Regions from separate parts of the Homo sapiens genome. Here region 2 is linked to region 1. A link is an interaction called in ENCODE POLR2A ChIA-PET data of the cell type or tissue named here. Cell type or tissue: CD4-positive, alpha-beta T cell. All regions are shown on one strand. Each heading gives the region's core, and the rest is flanking DNA. Links, peaks and the distances in the headings are about the cores only. Region 1 holds the start of SNORA77 (small nucleolar RNA, H/ACA box 77). Region 2 overlaps ATP2B4 (ATPase plasma membrane Ca2+ transporting 4).

Region 1 (5,369 bases), core at 64-5,063:
CCTCACCTCAAGCCCAAGAAAACTTTTGGTATCCTTTCACAAGAGTTTGTAACACAGAAACTACTTTGCATGTGGCAACTAAGAAAGGGGTCATTCATTTCCAATACCCTTCTCAACCCCTTGCCTATACATAGGCAATATCACCATCTTCTCCCCAAACTCTTTTCCCCCAGGTCCTGGTCTCTGTTTCTTCCTACTGCGTACCATGCTGTATAGTTCTGTTAACCTTAAAAGACAGATTGCAAAATGGAACAGAAGAAATGAGACAGAAAGAGGAAAATGAAGTATATGACCAGGCAGATGGCTGGTCAATTACTAGAATAGAAGCTCTCTTTTGTGTGTGTCCATAAATACAGAAAACCTTCCTAAAAGCCTGACCGCTGGTGGGCACTTGGAGAATGCTTGCCTGGATGGATTGGTGCTTCTGCCCACTGCTCTTCCAGTGGGAAGGGTGGTAGGGCAAAGAGTAACCTGCCCAAGGGCCTGGCTCATGTAAGTTGACTGACAGCTCTTCTCACGCTGATTCTGACGTCTTCCTCTTCGCTGCGCTTGTTTTCAGTTCATCTCCGCAATACCTACCCGATCCCTGAAGTTCCTGAAGGAGGCTGGGCATGGCACCACCAAAGAGGAGATCACCAAGGATGCCGAGGGACTGGATGAGATTGACCATGCTGAGATGGAGCTGCGCCGAGGCCAGATCCTCTGGTTCCGGGGCCTGAACCGTATCCAGACTCAGGTACTCTGATAGTGGTCTGTCCTTCCCTTGGGAGAAGCAGCTTCCCATCTTGGAAGGTGTTGGGAGGGTAGCAGTTCTTGTCGGCCAGCATCTCTTCCCTTCCAAAGGCTCACTACTGATGGGCAGCCCTAGATCCTCAGCTTCAGGACAGACACGCAAAAGGATCTGTGTGGGGTCCTCTGAGAGGAGAGGAGTCAAATGACCTAGACCATGGGACACTATTAGCATAGTCCTTTAGCTCTGGGTTGACCCTAAAGCCCAGCCTGCCACCCTCTATCAAATGGGCAAGCTTCAGCATAAGGTCTCTTGCAAGCACTAGACCTGACCCCAGGGTGGGAAATGCTCAGTTTTTCCCTACCCTTCAGAAGGAAGGAGTTAGACAATATCAATATGCCAACATACCCAGCATTCACTTAATATAGCTTCCTCACACTGCCATTATAGGAATAGATGCTATCTGGAAGGGTCTTTGTAAAAGAAACTCACCTTGTTATATCTCCCCCATTCAAAGTGTAAGGCCATGGTGGGGAATCTGATGGTTTCATGTGTAAAAATGACAATAGTCTCTTGATGTCTGAGCATCTTTTGCAGGATTCAGACTTGCTTCCTGACAAGGAGGAAGCAATAATTTCTTCAAGCCTCTTCCCTTCTTGCAATTTCTGAAATGGGATAGAAGCCACCCCTGCTGCTCTTATGTCCCCTGTCTATAGCCCCACAATAACTTTTATTTTTTCCACTTTCCATGCATCAATTGTAACTACTTTCTCCTGGGTGAATGCGCTGATCTAAGCATTGATAATTCTGTCTTCCCCTGCTCTCACCCCCCATAGCTTTATTGTTTTAATCCTGAGATTTTCCATTTCAAAAACACTGTAAATTCCAAGATCTCAAGGGTGGTCTCCAGAAAACAGGCGTATTTCTCTCTGCTGATTGGCTAGAGATCTTCAAAATAAGTTTCACTGTCTAAAACTGGCCTTGCAAATGTTTTAGAAAGTTCCCCAGTCGGCCAGGCATGGTGGCTCACGCCTGTAATCCCAGCACTTTGGGAGGCCAAGGTGGGTGGATCACCTGAGGTCGGGAGTTCAAGACCAGCCTGACCAACATGGAGAAACCGCGTCTCTACTAAAAATCCAAAATTAGCCGGGCGTAGTGGCACATGCCTGTAATCCCAGCTACTCGGGAGGCTGAGGCAGAAGAATTACTTGAACCCGGGAGGCAGAGGTTGTAGTGAGCTGAGATTGCGCCATTGCACTCCAGCCTGGCCAACGAGAGCTAAACTCTGTCTCACAAAAAAAAAAAGACTGGGCGCGGTGGTTCTCACCTGTAATCCAGCACTTTGGGAGGCCAAGGCAGGTGGATCCCCTGCCTTAGGTGAAACCCCGTCTCTACTAAAAATACAAGCCAGGCATGGTGGCACATGCCTGTAGTCCCAGCTACTTGGGAGGCTGAGGCAGGAAAATCGCTTGAACCCAGGAGGCGGAGGTTGCAGTGAGCTGAGACCACACCATTGCACTCCAGCCTGGGTGACAGATTGAGAGTTGTCTCAAAAAAAAAAGAGAAAGAAAAGAAGTTCCCCAGTCAATCCCACCTCGTTAGTGTATAGGAGAGATAGATGGAGTGAATATTCTAAACTATATACCTGGTAGGAACTTATCCCCTATAGGCAAGACAACAAATAGAAAAGTGGAAAAGAGGCCGGGTGCGGTGGCTCACGCCTGTAATCCCAGCACTTTGGGAGGCCGAGGCTGGCAGATCATAAAGTCAGGAGTTCGAGACCAGCCTGGCCAACATAGTGAAACCTTGGCTCTGCCAAAAATACAAAAATTAGCTGGACGTGGTGGTGGGCGCCTGTAATCCCAGCTACTCTGGAGGCTGAGGCAGGAGAATCGCTTGAACCCGGAAGGCTGAGGTTGCAGTGAGCTGAGATCGCGCCATTACACACCAGCCTGGGCAACAAGGCAAGACTCTGTCTCAAAAAAAAAAAAAAAAAAGAAGAAGAAAAGTGGATTGCAGACTCACTATGCACCTGACTGTACTTCCAGGCAGGTGCTTTTTCTGTCTGCCAGAGAAACATTCCAGGGTGCTGTGGCTGCCTCACCTATCCAGGGCGATGCAGCTCCCTGGGGACACAGGTGCTTCCTGGGGAGCCCTGAGCACTTCTCCGTGTTGCTGGCCTCACATCCAATTGGGCAGGCATTGGAGTCCGGGCACTGCCTGGAGCTCACCAGAAGGTGCTTTACAGTGGTCCTTGGTTTGTCTCTCAGAGGGCTTGGTCCCCTCTGCTGTGAGGCTGGACTGCAGCTGTGGTGGCAAGTGACCAGATGTCACTGAGCAGCCTGACCATGGTCTAGGTGGTGCTTGGATGCATCCACTTGGCTTCCTTTGGTCATTGAGTTTCAAGAAGAGAAACTCCAGGAGACGGCTTGGCCAGGATCAGGCAAAAACAATCATGCCGAAAAAGTGGCAGAAAAGCTTGAAGGTCTCTCAGTGAAGGAGGAGACCAAGGAGGATGCTGAGGAGAAACAATAAATCGTCTTATTTTATTTCCTTTTCCTCTCTTTCCTTTCCTTTTTTTAAAAAAAAATTTACCCTGCCCCTCTTTTTTGGTTTGTTTTTATTCTTTTGTTTTTACAAGGGATGTTATATGAAGAGCTGAATTAAAAAAAAAAAAAAGAAGAAAAAGAAAAGTGGAAAAGGGCTAGGTAGGGAAACGCTAGGGTTCCTTTTCCCTCTCTCAAGTTCCTCCTCTCAGAAAGAAAATTTCCAGCGGGACCTACACAAAGTGCCTCGTGGCATCCAGGCATCCAGAATCCCCACGCTCACTCCCTACCCCACCCCACACTCCAGGCTGCTGACTCCAAGTACCCATAGAACCTGGCGCCTTTGGCTCCCATCTCTAAAGCCCCCAGTGCTTTCCTTTGGGTCTGCTCTTTCCAAAATAACCTGTCTTTGCTTTGTTTTTCTTCAGGATCAACCACTTCTACTATGTGATTTCTTTTCTCCTAGCCAAGATTCCCTCAGTCCAGTACCTCCTTGCTCCTTTCCAGTCTTCTGTCCTGGGAGGCTGAGATTTATGGGTCTTCCTTGCCCTCCACTACCAATTTCTATTTCCTTGACTATGCCCCTCTCTACAAGGTCTTTTTGGTTTCACTGCCTACATAGCTTTAGGTATACTACCTTTCCGCATTGTTGGAGCATGAGGCAGTTGGGCCAAAATGGCATTAAAGCCTAAAGTGAGGCATGTTCAAGATGCCACAGTGACCAAATTCACGCCATCCAGGATGCACCTGACTCTGGAAGCTGATGAGGCTAATGATGCTAACGTGTATCCTGGATCCCTGAGGTCCGCTCCCAACATCAGCCCTTCAGCCTCAGCTGGGTTCTAACAAAACCCCCTGCCACCTCCACGTTGATCTTTGTTGTCATTCTCATCGCAGTGCTTTGGTATGGGAGGTGTTAGAAAACTTAGAGACTAGAATTGTGGAGGTTGGGACCTTGTAACTCCAATAAGCACTGAAGAAGGTGTCTCTACAGTCCCTTCTTCCATGGAGCTGGAACCCCCGCACCCACCCCAAGTGTAAACCCTCTCCTCCTGCAGGTTCAAGCTCCTCAGTCCCAGGGAACTAAAACTGAATAATGTGAGGAAGCAGTGATGTTTCTGCTCAAACTGTGATCTGGATCCAGAAACTAGCCCTAAACAGCTCATGGCTTCTCAGGAAGCTTTATAAAAGGACTGTCTCACTCACATTCTGCCTACTTTCCCATCTTCCCTCCTGGGAAAATGAAGTCCAGTTAATGGAATCAGCACCTTTCCTTCATTCCTGGTAGATTAACCCTTGGCATTAAGCAGATAGATATTTCTAAGATTATTCTACCAGATTCATGAAGGCTAAAGGGAATTCCTTTTGATTTTGTCCTTGTTACTTAGGGGTCAGGGATAAGGATGGTAGAGTTGATTGAGGCCCTAGATCAGGACCATTGTCAGAAAATGAATGGCATGGCCGGGCGCGGTGGCTCACACCTTAATCCCAGCACTTTGGGAGGCTGAGGAAGGCAAATCACAAGGTCAGGAGTTCGAGACCAGCCTGGCCAGCATGGTGAAACTCTGTCTCTACTAAAAATAAAAAAATTAGCTGGGCATGGTGGCAGGTACGTGTAGTCCCTGCTACTCAGGAGGCTGAGGCAGGAGAATGGCTTGAACCCAGCAGATGGAGGTTGCAGTGAGCCAAGATCGTGCCATTGCACTCCAGCCTGGGTGACAGAGCGAGACTCTGTCTCAAAAAAAAAAAAAAAAAAAAAGGAAGGAGGGAGGAAGGAAGGAAGGAAGCTGGGCACAGTGGCTCACGCCTGTAATCCCAGCACTTTGGGAGGCCAAGACCGGCGGATCACGAGGTCAGGAGATTGAGACCATCCTGGCTAACACAGTGAAACCCTGTCACTACTTAAAATATAAAAAATTAGCCAGCCTGGTGGCGGGTGCCTGTAGTCCCAGCTACTCAGGAGGCTGAGGCAGGAGAATGGCGTGAACCCGGGAGGCGGAGCTTGCAGTGAGCCGAGATCGCACCTTGCACTCCAGCCTGGGTGTCAAAAAAAAAAAAAAAAAAAGGAAGGAAGGAAGAAAATGAATGGCATT
Region 2 (5,369 bases), core at 282-5,281, 81 kb before region 1:
GGCCGTATATTGCCTTTTCATAGGAACGTTGACATAGTTAAACCCTACCTTATCGTATGATCATTCTTGTTTCAGCCACTTTTAGAGACACCACGTTTCGAGGAGGGCTTTTGTTGTTTTCTCGGTGTACTTTAATCCAAATGGCAAATTTTTAGCCAGGTGGTTATTTTTTAAGAATATTTACTTTTTTTCCAGAGTATAAAAGTAATATGTAAAAAGGATCTCACATATACTGAGCACTTACTATATTTCAGGCACCAAGACACATGCTAAAACTGCATGACCTCATTCCCTCCTCATGACAATCCTAATAAGGAAGGAGTCATTCCTATCTTCCCTTTCAAAAAAAGAAAGTAAGGCTCAAGAGATAAAATACTTTTATCCAAGTTCCCACAGCTACCAAGTGGTGGTTGTGGAATTCAAACCATGGCTCTCAAACTTCAGAGTCCAAGGGTGCAGTGGCACGTGTCTGTAGTCCAGCACTTTGAGAGGTTGAGGCAGAAGAATTGCTTGAGTCCAGGAGTTTGAATCCATCTTGGGCGATATAATGAGAACCCATCTCTAAAAAATAAAAAATATAAAAATAAAAAAACAGTCGACCAGGCACAGTGGCTCACGCCTGTAATCCCAGCACCTTGGGAGGCCAAGGTGGGTGGATCACCTGAGGTCAGTGTTCAAGACCAGCCTGGTTAACATGATGAAACTCCATCTCTGCTAAAAACACAAAAATTAGCCAGGCGTGGTGGCACATACCTGTAATCCCAGCTACTTGGGAGGCTGAGGCAGGAGAATCACTTGAACCTGGGAGGCGGAGGTTACAGTGAGCCGAGATTGTGCCACTGCACTTCAGCCTGGTGACAGAGCGAGACTCCATCTCAAAAAAAATAAATAAAAATAAAAAAAGATTCTGAGCTATGTACTGCCTCTACACAGGATCATCCTAGAAAGTGTGGAATATTCAGAAAAGCATGAAGAGAAAACTAAAACGTTCACAAGTCCAGACATAACTGCTAACATTTTGGTGTAGTCTCTTTTAGTCTTTTATATACGTGGGTGAGTATATACATTTTTTAAACAAAATTGGGAACACGTTGCATAATAAGATTTTGATTTAATTTTTTTTTCCTACCCAATACTAGATCATGAGCATTTTCCCACATCATAAAGAATTGGTCACAAGTCAGCCCCAAACATAGTCCAGTGGAATCCAATGATAGCAGGCAACCAGAGGCAAAGTATCTGTGGTTTTAGAAGGGAAATAAAGAAGCTGATGGGCTGGGCACAATGGCCCATACCTGTAATCCCAGCACTTTGGGAGGCTGAGGCTTGAGGCCAGGGTTTTAAGACCAGTCTGGGCAACTTAGTGAGACTCCGTCACTTAAAAAAATAAAAAATAAAAAAATTAGCCAGGTGTGGTGATGCACACCTGTAGTCCCAGCTACTCAGGAGACTGAGGCGGGAGGATCCCTTGAGTCCAGGGCTTTGAGGCTGTAGTGAGCTCTGATTGCACCACTGCGCTCCAGCCTCGGCAATAGAGCAAGAACTTCTCTCTAAAAAAAACAGAAAATAACAACAACAACAAAAAAAACAAACGGCTGGACACAGTGGCTCATGTCTATAATCCCAACACTTTGGGAGGCAAAGCGGGAGAATTGCTTGATCCCAAGAGTTCGAGACCAGCCTGGGCACCATAGTCAGACCCCATCTCTACAAAAAGTATGAAAATTAGCTGAGCGTGGTAGTGCATGTCTGTGGTCTCAGTTACTCGGGAGGCTGAGGTGGGAGGCTTGCTTGAGTCCAGGAGGTTGAGGCTGCAGAGAACCAAGATCGTGCCACTGTACTCCACCCTAGGCAACAGAGGGAGACTCTGTCTTAAAAAATTTAAATATATGAAGAAATGATTAGGAAAAAAAAAAGTGCTGATGGCCATAGCCTTTGCTTTGGAAGCTGACCACCTGGAGCCAGCCTAGGTGGTGCACAGGGTCTGATCCTGGGATGAGAAATCAGAGAGGGGAGAAGGCTTGGAACTCTTGGGTCACCTTTGGGAGGTACTTTCCTCTATGTGTCTGGATCTCACATGAAGGTGTGAGAAGATGGGCAGGCCAACTTGTGTTTGAAGTGGGAGTCAAAATGTAAAGTGGCTTTTACACAGGCTCAGCTAAAGGCCAGGCTTCTAGAATAAGATGTGGAACACCCTAAATAAAGCCCCCTGTAAATCTGTGAGTGAGATTACTCATTCATGGTGGAGAGGCTGGCTCCTGCTGGTGATTTGGGTTCTCATGCTGGCCTGTGATTGGAGAGAACCATAAAGATTTCCTGCCTTCATTCTCTTAAATGTATATGTGTGAAAGAGAAGCTAAGTATATTTTATCTGCAGCTATATTTTTAAAGAAAAGAAGTGTTTTTTTTAAAAAAAAAATCCAAGAATAGCACAAGAAGGGGCAGAGAGAAAGGAAGATCTGGAGGCTGTCACCAGCCAAAAGATAATTAGCAACCATGGGGCTGGGGACAAAGACAATGTCTAGTGTCTATGATGGGACACTAGATGGGAAAGTCCCTGTGCTTGTGGTGGGCCACTTGACACCCCTTGGCAGTTAGGTGGCTTTGGAATGACAGCCCGAGGTGCCAGCCTCTTGGAGGTTGTACCAACTGACTGCTACAAATTCAAGAGTGATAAAGAGTACTGGTGGCCTCCATGACAGATACAGGCTTGTCCAAGGCACCTGTTCGGTGCAGGATCCAGGGCCAGGACATGGAGTCTTGGGTTCACCCATGAGCTGGTACCACCTTTTGCCATGACTCTGGGGAAGGCTTGGGCTACTCTGTGCTCGTAGTTTGTCCCCTGGCCCATACCAAGGTTTCACCCCTCCACCTTCCTCCTTTCTGGGCATCTTGAGGACAGAAATGAGAAAAATGGAGAGAGATGCTTTGGGTTTCCATTATGAATATAGAGAGTTTTTCATCATTACATTGGTTATCTCAGAACCTCAGGGGTAACCAATGTAATGCAATGCATGGGAAGGAAATGGGGTATTATTGTTGAACATGCCACTTAACTGCTGCAGCCTTTTCACTCTCCTTAAAATATCAGATAATATCCTCTTGAATACCTTACAGGGTAAGGTAAGTGACAAGAATCACTTGAAATACTGGATATGAAAGTGCTTTGTATATCATGGAGTGCCTACAAATATACAGATTCGTATTTATGGAGATTTTTGCATGGGAAAGTCCCTCCTTACTCCCCTGAGGTTGGGGAGACCATTCATTTCTCCAGCTCCTATAAAATTTGAGTCCTCTTTCTTGAGTAGGGTGGCTTCTCTCCACGCTGTAGAATGGGAGAGTGAATTCCAGTTAAGTGCGAATGATGTGTTCAAAGTGGGTGAAAAATCTTGGAATCTTGGGGCATTAAAAAGAATTCCTTAATTTATTTCCATTCTTGACCAAGCTAGTAGGTAACAGTGTGACCTTGAGCAAGTCACTTAACCTCTGAGCCTCACTTTTCTCATTCGTCATTAGTTTGTATCCACAAATGATAGTTATGATAATCTAAGGAGAGAGTATGGAATCTAAATGGAAGTGCTTTGAAAAGTTAAAAGTGCTTCACTTTAGGGTGGGCGTAGTGGTTCACGCCTATAATCCCAGTTCTTTGGGAGGCTGAGAATAGCTTGAGCCCAGGAGTTCGAGACCAGTCTGAGTAACATGGGGAAACCCCATCTCTACCAAAACCAAAACAAACAAAACAAAACAAAACAAAAAAATAGCCAGGCCTGGTGATGCATACCTGTAGTCCCAGCTACTCAAGAGGCTGAGGTGGGAGGATCACTGAGCCCAGGAAGGTTGAGGCTGCAGTGAGCCTTAATCATGCCACTGTACTCCAGCCTGGGCAACAGAGACCCTGTCTAAAAAACAAGCAAAAAACCAAGTGCTGTACTTTACAGACCAGAAAAATTGAGGTCACGGAAACTCCACAGCCCCCACTCGTACCCGGCCAGGCATGTCACACTCGCCACTCTGGGGCCCAGGGTCCCCATACGCTAAGTAGGGTGTGCTCCAGGTTACCTCCCCTTCTTCCAGAGCTGCTGAGGACTAATGAGAACACTCACTTGTAGACGCTGTAATAGCCTGTTTTGAAGCATCTCAGATTTACCCCAGCCTTCCCTTCCATGGTGATGTAAACGGAGTGGCTTTCACGCACACATCCCAGAACCAGCCCAGTTTTTGCCCTTGTCCTCTGACATAATGCATGCATTGATCAATAGACATTTATCAAGCATGCCTGCCCCGTAAAGCTTGGAGCGAGGCCCTGGTCCCCTGGGTTTTGGCAGCTCAAGGACGGGCGCTCCCGGGGAAGCTGTGCTGAGAAGTCGGCTGAGCCACTGAAGCCACAGGGTTTGGTTTCAGGGAGGCCAGGTGAGGGGCAGGGTGAGAACTGGGAGGGTTCCCCAGGTGTGTTCCCCGGGTTGTGGTGTGGTGTGATGTGGTGGGGGACAGGACGAGGGTCCCTGGGGAGGGAGAGAGGTGCTTGGCTGGCTGGGTCGAGTGAGTCATCGGCCCCCTCTGAGCAATCGCTGCTGCCCAGGTGGAGTCGGCCCGCCTTATTTGGGGCTTCTGTGCTGAGCCAGGCCTCCAGGGCTAAGGCGTTTGTTTCCCCAGCTGCTTCCCGGGCCGCGCTGGTAGCCAGCTGAGCCCGGCGCCTGCGGCTGAGTTGCACCGCGCAGAGGCCGGGGGAGCTGCAGGTCCGAACTCGGCCGGCCCGGGGCGAGGGCGGGCGGGGAGCGGGGCGGGCTAGGGCGAGCGAGGCTGCCACACCCCCGGGACTCGCTGGTGCGAGGCTCAGCATGCCGGCTGCGGAAGTCCCGCACAGGGCAGCTTCCAGGCCTCCTGTCCCTAGAGCAGTAAATGCAGATCAGCACTTCTGCCCCTCACTGTACTCCCACTCTCATCCCCTTCCTCCCTCTACCACCACCAAAAGGCCAGAATTTTTAAGTTGATTGATATTTTTTTATTAGGATAATAAAGTCAGATGCAGTATATTGTGTATGTTTTTTTGTTTCGTGTTGCGTTTTTGTAGAGATGGGGTCTCACTGTGTTGCCCAGGCTGCTCTCTTAATTCCTGGGCTCTAGTGATCCTCCTGCCTCGGCCTCCCAAAGTGCTGGGATTACAGGCATGAGCCACCATGCCTGGCCTTGACTGTGTTGTTAAATGGCTATTTTAGACCATGAAATTTTCAACAAAAGTTCTTATTTAAGAGTCTTGATATTTTTAGATAGTTCCATGGCTGTCTTTGATCATACAAGTTAAAAAATGTTGCTGGTAGAAATAGGAACCATTTTTTTTCTTCTCTCTCTCTGTCTCTGTCTTTCAT

Evidence for each region. Peaks named below come from ENCODE experiments on the same cell type or tissue, not always from the same donor. Only the 100,000 strongest peaks of a DNase experiment are listed, where the experiment ranks them.
Region 2: POLR2A ChIA-PET joins it to region 1 with 5 read pairs; 3 of 35 experiments call an interaction of 5 or more read pairs at or near these places.

What each region holds. Positions count from the first base shown.
Region 1 is chr1:203,726,836-203,732,204 of GRCh38, forward strand. ATP2B4 (ATPase plasma membrane Ca2+ transporting 4) reads left to right here. Exons shown (of 21, transcript NM_001684.5): 20 at 560-736. SNORA77 (small nucleolar RNA, H/ACA box 77) reads left to right here and starts at 2,746; the gene lies at 2,746-2,870. It overlaps LINC00260 (long intergenic non-protein coding RNA 260), which reads left to right and starts at 3,742. Exons shown (of 1, transcript NR_046213.1): 1 at 3,742-5,018. In CD4-positive, alpha-beta T cell, for the core only: no CTCF peak of the experiment used is centred there; no DNase peak of the experiment used is centred there.
Region 2 is chr1:203,645,885-203,651,253 of GRCh38, forward strand. All of the region lies in intron 1 of ATP2B4 (ATPase plasma membrane Ca2+ transporting 4), which reads left to right. Among named protein-coding and RNA genes, the nearest start is that of ATP2B4, 22 kb to the left of the region's middle. RefSeq lists a silencer at 4,648-4,817. In CD4-positive, alpha-beta T cell, for the core only: no CTCF peak of the experiment used is centred there; DNase peaks (open chromatin) are centred at 2,597, 3,777 and 4,497; H3K4me3 peaks cover 1,255 bases; H3K27ac peaks cover 2,780 bases.